3 separate regions of the Homo sapiens genome follow, and all the other regions are linked to region 2. A link is a contact called in ENCODE Hi-C or POLR2A ChIA-PET data. All regions are on one chromosome and are shown on one strand. Each heading gives the region's core, a stretch centred on a gene start or an enhancer-like site at or near the end of the contact. The rest is flanking DNA. Distances are from core to core; before and after follow the strand shown.

Evidence for each region. A loop is a pair of places that touch in the nucleus more often than their neighbours do. ChIA-PET counts read pairs that join two places held with the same protein, here RNA polymerase II (POLR2A). Pooled maps may share reads with other maps.
Region 1: a loop to region 2 is called in a pooled map, with 3 times the contacts of the local background. The contact joins two enhancer-like sites. A Hi-C loop is called at or near these places in 3 of 50 pooled maps. POLR2A ChIA-PET finds 5 or more read pairs at or near these places in 5 of 52 experiments (AG04449, CD4-positive, alpha-beta T cell, T-cell and 2 more).
Region 3: a pooled map shows a loop between it and region 2 (2.0-fold over the local background). The contact joins two enhancer-like sites. A Hi-C loop is called at or near these places in 2 of 37 single-sample maps with no recorded cell type and 9 of 50 pooled maps. POLR2A ChIA-PET finds 5 or more read pairs at or near these places in 3 of 52 experiments (BJ, GM12878 and naive thymus-derived CD4-positive, alpha-beta T cell).

What each region holds. Positions count from the first base shown.
Region 1 is chr14:89,384,534-89,388,525 of GRCh38, forward strand. All of the region lies in intron 2 of FOXN3 (forkhead box N3), which reads right to left. Among named protein-coding and RNA genes, the nearest start is that of FOXN3, 31 kb to the right of the region's middle. RefSeq lists enhancers at 1,470-1,539, 1,590-1,639, 2,020-2,119. Within about 2 kb of position 1,442, at least 13 of the 41 ENCODE cell types and tissues checked have a DNase peak (open chromatin) inside an H3K27ac peak, as active enhancers do.
Region 2 is chr14:89,275,241-89,278,997 of GRCh38, forward strand. The region is part of intron 4 of FOXN3 (forkhead box N3); the gene reads right to left. Among named protein-coding and RNA genes, the nearest start is that of FOXN3-AS3, 73 kb to the right of the region's middle. RefSeq lists an enhancer at 1,412-1,511. Within about 2 kb of position 1,356, at least 6 of the 41 ENCODE cell types and tissues checked have a DNase peak (open chromatin) inside an H3K27ac peak, as active enhancers do.
Region 3 is chr14:89,184,881-89,188,812 of GRCh38, forward strand. The region is part of intron 4 of FOXN3 (forkhead box N3); the gene reads right to left. Among named protein-coding and RNA genes, the nearest start is that of FOXN3-AS3, 160 kb to the right of the region's middle. RefSeq lists a silencer at 3,474-3,658. Within about 2 kb of position 2,056, at least 8 of the 41 ENCODE cell types and tissues checked have a DNase peak (open chromatin) inside an H3K27ac peak, as active enhancers do.

The sequences.
Region 1 (3,992 bases), core at 192-2,691, 110 kb after region 2:
TTGGAAAACTGTTTTTGTAATCTAGATTAAAAAAAACTTCCTTTCTTCAACAAACATCAGCCCCACACCTACCACAATACCAGGAATGAGTCCTAGGAATACCTCATCTAGTTGTAAAAATATATATATAAAGCAATACAGAGATGCAGAGATAAAAATAAGCCCTGTCTTATGGTTCCACTGAGAAGAGGGACATGACCCAGCCTGAGCAGGGAGAATCATGGCAGACTTCTTGGAGGCGATGATGGCTGTCAAAGTCTACAGGATGAACAGGCCTTAGCTAGGGGCAGAGAAGGATAAGGTCATGACTAATGGCAGGAACAACAGCCTTGATGGCTCTCTGAACTGGAGCTAAGGTTGCTGTACGTGTTGTAAATTACATGGTTTTATATCCCATGGAGAAACAGCCTTACAATGAAATCTTTTTATAAACTTGCACCTGGAGATTATGTCTCTCCCCTAAGTCGGCATCTTACCAGGGAAGGAGAATTATGGAATCTGCCGAGTTTCCATTTTTGCCTTGGCTGTCAGGCACTCAATCACAACAAATATATTAGGTCAAGAATTTGGAATATTTGCTTTCCCCTCTCTCTACTGCATTTGTCTATTTTCAATTTTTACCTTAGCGACCTGATTGTGACCTATATGTCTTATGGCAAGCCCTATGAAAAGGAAGTGGGGTATAAATTATAAATGTGCCAATAAAGAATACTGGCTAATACCTACATAAACATGCTAATAAAGAATATTGGCCAATATCTATAGAGAGGGTCCGGGAGGTCTAAAATCTATAACCCTATCACCTTGAGCCTAAGTTAAGATGCCACATGGCCCATCTTTTTCAAAAGTCCAAACCCATCAACTTCAGAGAGGAAAAGGCTTAATTAATTATAGGTAAAGCCATCCGTGTCCTGAGGCAGATGAGACCAATTTCTCTCTGAATAACAAAAGCTGAGGCAAACATTTAAAAAAAAAAAAAAAAAAAAAAGGAGGGCTGGGTGCCATGGTTCACGCCTGTAATCCCAGCAGTTTGGGAGGCAGAGGCAGATGGATCACCTGAGGTCGGGAGTTCAAGGCCAGCCTGACCAACATGGAGAAACCCTGTCTCTACTAAAAATACAAAATTAGCCAGGCATGGTGGCACATGCCTGTAATCCCAGCTACCTGGGAGGCTGAGGCAGGAGAATTGCTTGAACCCAGGACGCGGAGGCTGTGGTGAGCCAAGATCATGCCATTGCATTCCAGCCTGGGCAACAAAAGTGAAACTCTGTCTCAAAAAACAAGGAGTTGGCTAACGTTCTCTCAGGCCTCTTACTGTGAGTGTACATGAGAGGGAGAAAAAAGCAAAAGAGGAGAACAAGATGAGAACTACTTACGTAACTGAGGTGTCAAGATACTGGCTGAAGGCCATCCTCACAAAGACTCACTTCTACTCACTGAGAGAATAAAAGAATTGCAGATTCAGACTCACAACGGTTCTACTCTCCAACAACTGAAAACTTGATCTCTCTTTGCTTTTGTCAACTCAGCAAGTTTATGGGTAGGTTTGACACGCAAATGCCTTCGCTGACAGCAAACAGCTCAGAGGATGCACACGGGGGAGCTCGGGAGGGTGGGTGAAAATTTCACTCTTTCTCCAGATGTAGGAGGAGCTAAGTGTTTGGGGAAAATTAACCAACCAAAAATTATTTTTTAATTGCTTCCTGTGCACAGAGCACTTGCTAAGTGCCACCAGAAATGAAATATAAGGCAACTCCCCTGACATCGAGGAGTGTGTCATCTGCTCTCTAGTGAAAGCAGGAGCACTGGAGTCAGGGACACACATGTGGTCTCCCATCTGTCAAGGTCGTCCACGGACAGCCGCAGAGGCCTGCCCTGCACAACTGCAGGAGGTGCCATTTCACAGGGCTGCAACGTGAAGTCATAGTTCTAATCCTGGCACTACTAGGCTAGGGGAACTTAGCAAGTAACTTAACCAACTTCTAAAGTGGTTTTGAGAATTGAGAGATTAGACAGGTCAGGTTAAGTAAGATAGTGCCCAACACCTAACAAGGGCTCAATCAATGCCAGCTCAACAAATCATCATCTAATTAGAGCCAAAGCACACTCTATTAGTCAGCTCAGACTACCAGAACAAAATACCACAGACTGCGTGGCTCATACAACAGAAGTTACTTTTTCACAGTTCTGGAGTCTGGGAAGTCCAAGGTCAAAGTGCCAGCAGCTTCAGTTCCTGGTAAGGACTCTCTTCGTGAGAAGACGGCTGCCTTCTCACTGTGTGCTCATGGGGACTGCCCTTGGTGTGCGTGCATGAATAGAGTGATCTCTCTTCCTCCTCTTATAAGGCCACCAATCCAATCAGATTAGGACCCCATCCGTATGGTCTCAACCTTAATTAGCTCCACATTGAGGGTTTGCGCTTCAACATATAAATTGGGGGGTGCCAGGCATGGTGGCTCACGCCTGTAATCCCAGCACTTTGGGAGGCCGAGGCAGGTGGATCACTTGAGGTCAGGAGTTCAAGACCAGCCTGGCCAACATGGTGAAACCCCATCTCTACTAAAAATACAAAAAATTAGCCAGATGTGGTGGTGTACCTGTAGTCTCAGCTACTCGGGAGGCTGAGGCACAAGAATCACTTGAACCCAGAAGGCGAAGGTTGCAGTAAGCCGAGATCGTGCCACTGCACTTTAGCTTGGGAGACAGAGCAAAATTCTGTCTCAATCAATCAATCAATCAATCAATAAACAAACCAACCAATTAGGGGGGAGACACAATTCAATCTATAGCACCAACATGAAGGAAATGACCGTCAGTATAATATTTACTGAGTGTGTACTATATTCCAGGAGTTGTATTATCATTATTTAATCTTTAAACAGCCATGTGAGAAAGGCATTATCCTCTCATATCAGAGATGAGAACGTAAAGCTCATTAACAGTAATTACCTTGCTGAAGGACACACAGCTAGCAAGTCGTAAAACAAAGATTCAGCCCTAGGTCTCTCTGACTCCAACTTCCACCCTCCTGAAACTCATCTGCTCTGCTCCTTATTTCATTAGATGACAGACTTTATTATAAAGTTTATTATAAACTACATAGACAGACTATAACTGCCAAGGGCCAGAGAGAGAGAGAGATTAATAAGATCAGGAGTAGATTCCATTAAGGAAATGGGCTTTAAACGGAGCCCTTAGGACAGAGTTGGTCTGGGGTATACAGAAAGAAGAGGGAGGAGGAGCAGGTAAAGCCAGCATGAACCATGTGCACCATGCAAGGTGAATTCTGCAGGGCAGGGCAGGCACCCACCTGCGTCTAGCAGCGGCACACTACAGAGAAGCAACATGAAATAAGGTGGCTAAATGGGGCTGGGCACAGTGGCTCATGCCTGTAATCCCAGCACTTGGGGCAGCCCAGGTGGGTGGATCACCTGCGGTCACAAGTTCAAGACCAGCCTAGCCAACATGATGAAACTCTGTCTCTACTAAAAATACAAAAATTAGCCTAGGCGTGGTGGCGTGCACCTGTAGTCCCAGCTCCTTGGGAGGCTGAGGCAGGAGAATCGCTTGAACCCAGGAGGTGGAGGTTGCAGTGAGCCGAGATTGCGACATTGCACTCCAGCCTGGGCAACAGAACAAGATTCCGTCTTGGAGGGAAGATAGCCTAAATGGGCGAACACACACTCCATGGGGCCTGGAAAGTCAGGGAGGAGATGAGAACTCACTTCCATGGATGGCAGCAATCACTGAGGCCATCTGAGCAAAGGATACAGTAATGACAGTGCCCAGGCTACCAGGACAGAGCCTGGAGACAGTGAACGCTGCACCTGCAACTCAGGGATGGAAGAGTGGGGCCGCTGCAAGCAGGGTGTGGGATGCTGCTGGGTGTGGGCCACAGGGCCCAAGAGCTTGGCTCTGCCCTTATCAAGTTATCAGGGTCAGCGCCTAGGAAGCCAGGAGAATGAATGCGCCATTGACTTACTCAGCAGAAC
Region 2 (3,757 bases), core at 106-2,605:
TTCAGCCAGCCTTCCACCCACTCTGTCCTCTCCTTGCACCCGCAGCAGACACAGCTGGCTGAAGGTAACACTCTTTCTCCACTGAGCCAGAACTAAGCATCAAAATCCATTCTGACCTATTTTGGGGGAAGTTGCTAGAGTGGAACAGAGCTGGTACTAGATAGGGAATCTTTGCCATCGCTGAGGTCTGCTCCTTAAATTGCAAATGAAGCGCTAGGTATGCCACGTGGCTTGTCCAAGGTCACAAAGTTTACCAAGTGAAGGGTTGAGACCAGAACCCAGGTCCCTTGACTCATAATCCAGTGTTCCTTCCACTATAACTTCCTCTTGAGCCTTTCATGGCATGAAAGACAACCAAGGTGAGGTATCTCATACATTTCAGCAGTAAAAGTTCGTAGCAGAGTTATGGGAGGGGTAAGAGTTGTGGAGAAGGGGTGATAAACGCTGTTACTCCCAAGTAAGTTTGGATATGAAGCCAACCTAGAACATGGGAAACTGGTATTCCTCAAAGCAAGTCATCTAACCATCATGTCAACTTCATGCACATTCTACGGACTGCGTGTACATTGGTGCACATGGAGGAACAGCATGCATCTCACAGCAGAAGACCTGGTTTCCTTTTTCCCTATTTTAGCTGTGGGGGTGGGTAGGTGGGAGTCTAAGGCAACACAATCCTCCTCTGTGAGCTGAAAATGCCTTTAAGTCCTTCCATTACATTAGCTCGTCCAGTGTGAGTTGTCAGAAGTAAACGGATGGCCAGGCACAGTGGCTTAAGCATGTAATCCCAGCACTTTGGGAGGCCAAGGCAGATGGATCACATGAGATCAAAAGTTCGAGACCAGCCTGGCCAACACAGCAAATCCCCATCTCTACTAAAAATACGTAAAAATTAGCTGAGTGGGGTAGTGGATGCCTGTAATCCCAGCTACTTGGAAGGCTGAGGCAGAAGAATCACTTGAACCCGGGAGGCAGAGGTTGCAGTGAGCCAAGATCACACCACTTGCACACCAGCCTGGGCGACAAGAGCAAGACTCCGTCTCAACAACAGCAACAATAACAACAACCAACAGAAGTGAATGGAAATAAAATATGTTAGATAATTTATTTTAATTCTACCACCGCATCCTAGGGACACAGAGTTGATAATAATTAGAGGCCCAATACTATAGTGACGGAGAAAAGGAAGAGGGAAGAATGACCAGAAGGGTATAAGGGTGTCAAGTGAGTCACTGGAAAGGTTTGTAAAACCAGTGGTTTCATCTGTGCTGAGAGTGGCTGGGCTTCTTAGAGTGGGTGGGCCAAGCAGCCTTTTCCAAGAAGGGCTAGGACTCGTGGTCTGACCACAGAACGGGCTGTGAGTGGTTGAGAGGGTGGGACCTGGTTGAGAGGGTGGGACCTGGACTTCCCCTGGGGATCTCCAGCCTAACCCAGGACTGGACACACAGAGATGTACCATCAAGAAATGCTTGCAGGTGGGGTGGGGAGGGTAGGCCCAGGGAATGCCTGCTTGGAGGAAGAGCTAGAAATAAAAGCAGGCCAAAATGGTCAGGCAGTAGCTCCTCTCTGAACAAAACTCCGTGGGGAGCTCTGAGGCCAACAGGGCCTACCAAGACCAAGAGGGCAGAAGTAGGATATAAAATCAGCATGGCTTGTGGCAACTTTCAGCAGAAGGCATGAAGCTACCAAGAGCAGAGGTGCCTATGTCATTTTGGGATGAAACCATCAGAGACCAGATGAAGGGTCAGATTAGGGGTGAGGAATGTCTTTAATTATGAATCACTGACTCATTACAACAAATCATCCAAGGGTGATGTTTTAATAAAGTAACCTAATTTTAAGTTTGATGGGTGAATGGAATATGGGGGAGGGGGACAGGGAGTTTGGAAATGGGAAAATATAAAAAAGACTTTATTCTTTTCATTAACAAAATAAGAGAGATTAGTAAATGAATTAAACGAATAAAATAAAGAACACGTTTCAAACACATAGAGACCGTAACACAGAGACACACAGACACAAGAAGAAGGCACGGTGGGGACACCTGTCAGCTGGCCACGCCTGCAGGGCTCTGAATAAGCCACTCTTCTGTTCAGCCTGCCCTGGGTCCCCTCTGAAAAATGAGCTTGTCCCCTTCTAATGCTCTGCTTGGTTTCCATTGTACAAGAATTGAAGTGCTCTCTAGCCTGCTGAAACTGTCTGTAGCAGCCTAAATGGCATTTAAAATAAAGACTGTGAACTGATGAAATGACCAATTATGTTAAGTACCCATGCCTGGTGTAATCCAAACCAAATCTTACCCCATTATCCTCGAAACCGAGAGGTGATTCAGCAGCCCCTCTTGCCAGTGATTCTGAACCAAAATACAGGCACCCGACGTCCAGGGAGGACCTCGAGAACAACCAGTTAATTCTTACAATTGGTTTTGTGCTGGGAAAAATAAAGGTACTAAGTTTCCACTCTAAACCAAACAACGATTTGACAATGAAAACTGGTGCCCCGCTCTAACTATTAGGTCATTTTGATTTCAACTTTGCTTCAGGTTTTAACTTCCATTATTTCCTCTTCAGACATTGCATTATTCTTCCCGTCGCTATACAAAGGTGTCTATGAAGTGCTCAGGTTCCGCGCTGTTGCTATGGTCTCTGTGAAGCTAAGTTCTCTGGTTATTTCTCTTTCTTGCAATGACATTTTTTTTCTATTTCCACACACCTAAATCTATCTGCTTTTTTAAGGCCTTAAGTGTCAGTTCTCCCAAGAAATGACAGCCCCTCTGCTCCCACCCTTCTGACAAAAATAGGTCTCCCTCCTCTACACGACAGGGCACCCCCACTGTATTAGTCCATTTTCACGCTGCTGATAAAGACATACTGGAGACTGGGTAATTTATAAAGAAAAAGAGGTTTAATGGACTCACAGTTCCACGTGGCTGGAGAGGCCTCACAATCATGGTGGAAGACAAAAGATACGTCTTACATGGCGACAGACAAGGGAGAATGAAAGCCAAGCAAAAGGGAAACCCCTTATAAAACCATCAGATCTCGTGAGACTTATGCACCACCACGAGAACAGTATGTGGGAAACCGCCCCATGATTCAATGATCTCCCACAACACCTAGGAATTATGGGAGCTACAATTCAAGATGAGATTTGGTTGGAGACACAGCCAAACCATATCCTACTTATTTTCCTATCCTGCATTATTGAGTCCTGGGGAGACCACTCCATGAAGCAAGTTATCCCCCACCCTGGTTCAATTCTGCCAGTCCTGCTAGTGATCCATAACTCATGATCCATAACCCCGGCTGGCTTCTGCTGGCCAGTCACTGGTCCCACAGCACCCTAAAGAAAGATTCCCACGTCACCCCCATGTGACCAAACTGCACCTTCTCACCCAGCACTGAGAATTGCCATCTTTGGGGACAAGCATCCTCGTTCTACTTGCCCTCAATTCCAATGCCTGTGGCTGGAAGCTATTAACAGAGTTCCCTACTCGTCTGATTATCTAGAAAAATTTTCTTCCACTTGCTATAGGGAAAAACGAGGGATGTGCGTACATTTTTGAAAACAGAAAGTGAGAAATCAAAAACCTGAGAGAGTGGCATTAAACAGGCACATTTTTCTTCTACTTGATTCTAACCCAAACCTTCCCCTGGCATGACTGGACAGTCCCTTCTTTAGGTACTCATATCTTTATTCGTAAAATCTTGCTTGTGGGCCTTAGCAACTTTCCCATGGCCCAGAACCACCCACCAAAGGA
Region 3 (3,932 bases), core at 806-3,305, 90 kb before region 2:
AAAGGGGTCCGGACATGGGGAAATACTTTCAGCCCATTATGCTTTTTGTAGTTATTCCTAACTGCATTTACCTATTAAAACATCTTCCTGATTAATGAACAGCATTCACTTCAAAGAGAATCTCATGGACAAAGCTCTCTTGCAGCATTAATAGGCTTTCCCTGAGCTATTTCCTGAACCTCACAAGACTCCTGGCATGTAGACTCAGCTCTTCCTCTGAATCCTGCAGCTTGTTCTCAAATGAGCTGCAACTAAATGCTGCCTCTGCCAACCCTGGCACTTCTCCGTCCTCATCATTGGCAGTCTTCTCCATGGAGAGATGGCGGATGTGCTCGTGTTTGCTCACCAGCTGCCAGAAGCCAGCTGTGACACTTAACTATACCCCTGTCTTTCTCCTTTCTGTCCCCATCCCCAAGTGTCAGGAACGTGGCTTCTGAAGAACAAGTCACAGCCAGTCTAAAATGGCTCTGTTAGAGAAAGGCATTCTGAGGCCCACAGTTCACTACTCTACATTAGGAAGCTCGGTGGGAACATGAGTCCATTCTTCAGCCTTTTCTCTACCAGCAAATCTACTCTTTCCCTTCCTTTTACTCTGTTTCCCTCAGAGCATATTAAGACACCGAAAGACCAAAACCTTTACAGCCAATCTGACGCACCTGATGTACTGAAGTGCACTGGCCTCCAGCTATGTAAGACATCAAAAGGGCTGGACGTTGAAAGTCAACTTCTTCCTCGGATTTGTGGCTCTCTCCAGACAAGGCCCAGGCCTCTAGCATCATCCTTGCAGGTTAGGCCAGTTACGTATTTATCTTTTAGATGAGAGAATACCCACCCCTGAGGCTCTCAGGATGAGGGACATTGGCGCCACACTTCCCCACACTTGCCATCAGCCACGTTCTCTGCAGTTAGAGAGGGACTCTTAAGCTTTCTGGTTTTAACTAGCAAGAGGGCAACCTTCACACATAAGAAGAGAGCCAAACAGAGCAGCACTGCTCATTGTAGATGCTATGTTCTAAATGGGATAACGCAATCCTGAGAATCTTAAAAAGAAAAAAGTCTAAGGTCCAAGACAAACTCCTCCACGCTACATTGTCCCTCAGCACTTCCCCAGCTCCCCTCCTGAGGCTTAGCTTCCTTGGTTTTTCACAACTTCTAAAATTAACCTCTGAGCTCTTGCCGCTGCCTTTGGAGGGCAGCCCTGGCTAACTCTCTCAGAGGCCATAAGCTGAGCAGCAGGTGATTCCGCTAATCCTTCCCTTTCCTAAAGTCAGCCTTTCCACCTGCTTACTTGGAAGCACACTGGGGAGGGGGCTGGCACGGGGAGACACAGCCTATTTCCTAGTTGTCTTCCCTCTGCTGTGCCTGGTGTGTCTGACATACATCCCAGTTCCAGGCAGGGGGAGGAACGCCTTCCCCCAATCCCTCCCCTTCCCTCGTTCCATTTTGTTGTTTTGTTTATTATCTAGTTTGTCTCTGGGAACCTTCCAACCAGGGATTATATAAGCCTTTGAAGATGAGTAATGGAGATCTGGCTTCTCCTGACTAACAAGTCCTCCATTGGGGTTAAAGCTGACTCACGGGGCTTGTCAAACGGGAACTGCAAAGCAGGTACTGAAGGAGATACTAGAAGCTGGAATGAATCTACATAGCCATTTTGAGGGTGGAGAGGGTGGGGTAGGCAGATGGATTTGACTGGAGCATAATCCAAAGTCCAGGGGGTAATGAGCCAGCCATGTCCCATGCTGACTGTTCTGAAGGCAGCATCCTATAGAGCGCGTGAGACATGGTGGCTCTCCTTGCAGAATGTTTCCTATGCTGCAAACGGGCAAAGTCTAAAAGGGCTAATGTCACATGCACAGCGGATGCTGCCAGGAGGACAAAATGTTGTAGCCTGAGGTTTTTATTAGGTGCACACTGCCGCTGCACTGCAAGTGAAGCATTAGACTGAAATGAGAGGTGGAGGGACCCCTAGGGACTCCAGCCCAAGCAAGACATGGTGTGCTGGGCTCCCTTGGGGCAACACGGACCCTCCAATGATAAAGAGGCTTGCTCTGCCTGGGGCTCTCACCAGAGTCTGAGCCATTTCCTTTGTGCAACCTAGTCAGCTTCAGACCCTGGACTGTGGCCAGTCTGCCGGCCTTGAGCTACCTTTACAGATGCTGAGCAAGGGTAGGAGGAAGAGAAAAGATCTAAGTGGCTGCCATCTGGTGACCTGGAGTGGCTATGAAGGGTGAGGACAAAGGAAAAGCCTTCCAGCTATCCAGGCCAGCCTCTATCTGCTGGGAGCAGAACAGCAGCAGAGACTAGGTTGGTGGCCCCCATGCAAGCAGGGGCATCTAGCAGCCCAAGAGGTGAAAACAAGGGGCTATAAATAGCACCGCACGAGGAAGCTCTATCAACAGAGCCCAGCCATAGCACCAGCCCACGGGGGAATACAGGCAGGCTCTGCGCAGACAGGAAATGTGTTGCTCTCCGAAGCCACACTCTCCACTCATGGGCAGTGGCAGGACCCCTCAACCTAGAGAAGACCTGGGATATATCCACACTGGGACACAGGCACACAAACACCCCTACATAGGCTGCCCACACACCATCACTGTGGCTGGCTGGCTGTTGCCTTTAACCATTTTTGCACAGGAATAGCCTCTCACTTTTTCCAGGCCTTGGGCGATGCCGGCAGGGCAGGGGATGACTGCCTAATCATTCTGCCTGTAATGCTTCTCCCTTAAGAAGGCAAAGGACTGCCTCAAATCCCAAGGCAAATAACGTTATGCAATATAAAATGAAAAGAAAGGTGGCGGGGGTAGGGGGCACGGAGAAAGAGTGAAGCCAGAAAGAGCTAACCACAAGCTGCAGATACATTCCTCTGGTTGGGTTTATGGGGAGGATGGGCCAGCTGGCTTCCCAAGTGCACAGAGAAGACGCTCCATGCATCTTCACTCCCTTGCTAAGGAACTGCTCCAATCCTTGGGGTCCTTACAACCTGCTCCTTGACTGTACTTGCCCTTGACCTCCAGGGCATTGAACCAGGGCTGGCGGTCAGATGGGACGGTGAATGCAAAGGTAGACTCCCTACTTTCTGCCCAGTCTTCACATTTACTTCTCTGTTATTCCTGTCCATGAGCGTCTCCTTCTGTGACCTTTGTAGGCACCCCGGGTTCTTTCCTTCCACTGTCTTGGAGCCCCGTTCTTGGCCTGGGGCTTTCATGAAGGCTGTGGCTGGATTTCTCACACAGCGGTAATAGCCTTCTAAAAAAAAGCCTTCTAAAAATGAGCCTACAGCTTCAAAACATGAACACTGAGCTTGTAAAACTCAAATTCAGCATTTCAATGTAAATAGGACCGTGGCTACCCTGGAAAAAGAAGTATTTACAGTCTGAGTATTACAGAGTTGGAGAGGGGAGGCGAACACTGAAAACAACTCACTTGTCAACTCATCAGGAGAAGCCTTTTTCCTTTCCTACCTATGCTCAAGAATCCAGTAATCATGGACGTTTATGGAAGCTGCTGAGGATCTGTGAAGGATCAATCAGTCCCCTTGCCTGGCTTGGTTTCATTTCAAAGATATTCCAGGCTCCAGCAGGCCTGCTTCACCAGACTCTTCTCCAAAATGGCAGCTTGGTGATGAGGTCCCAGAAGAGACAGAAATTTCTAAAAATGGGTACTGCTCCGGTCCATTACGTTTAAGCTGGCCCCATATAGCCTCTTCTAGCAGAAGGTCATGGTCCCATTTTCCCTCTGAACTTCAGCAACCAGCTGGAAGTATTTTTGTGAAACTAATGATCACTGTGTAGTGGCTGGGTGCAAAGGAAGGTGCTCGAATCTTACATGGCTCTGATGAAATCAGTATGTTTCCACTGGGTTGAGTTATGCAACTTAATTTTAGAAATCTTTTCAGCCTGGAACTTGATTACAATCTGGTCTGTACTTTT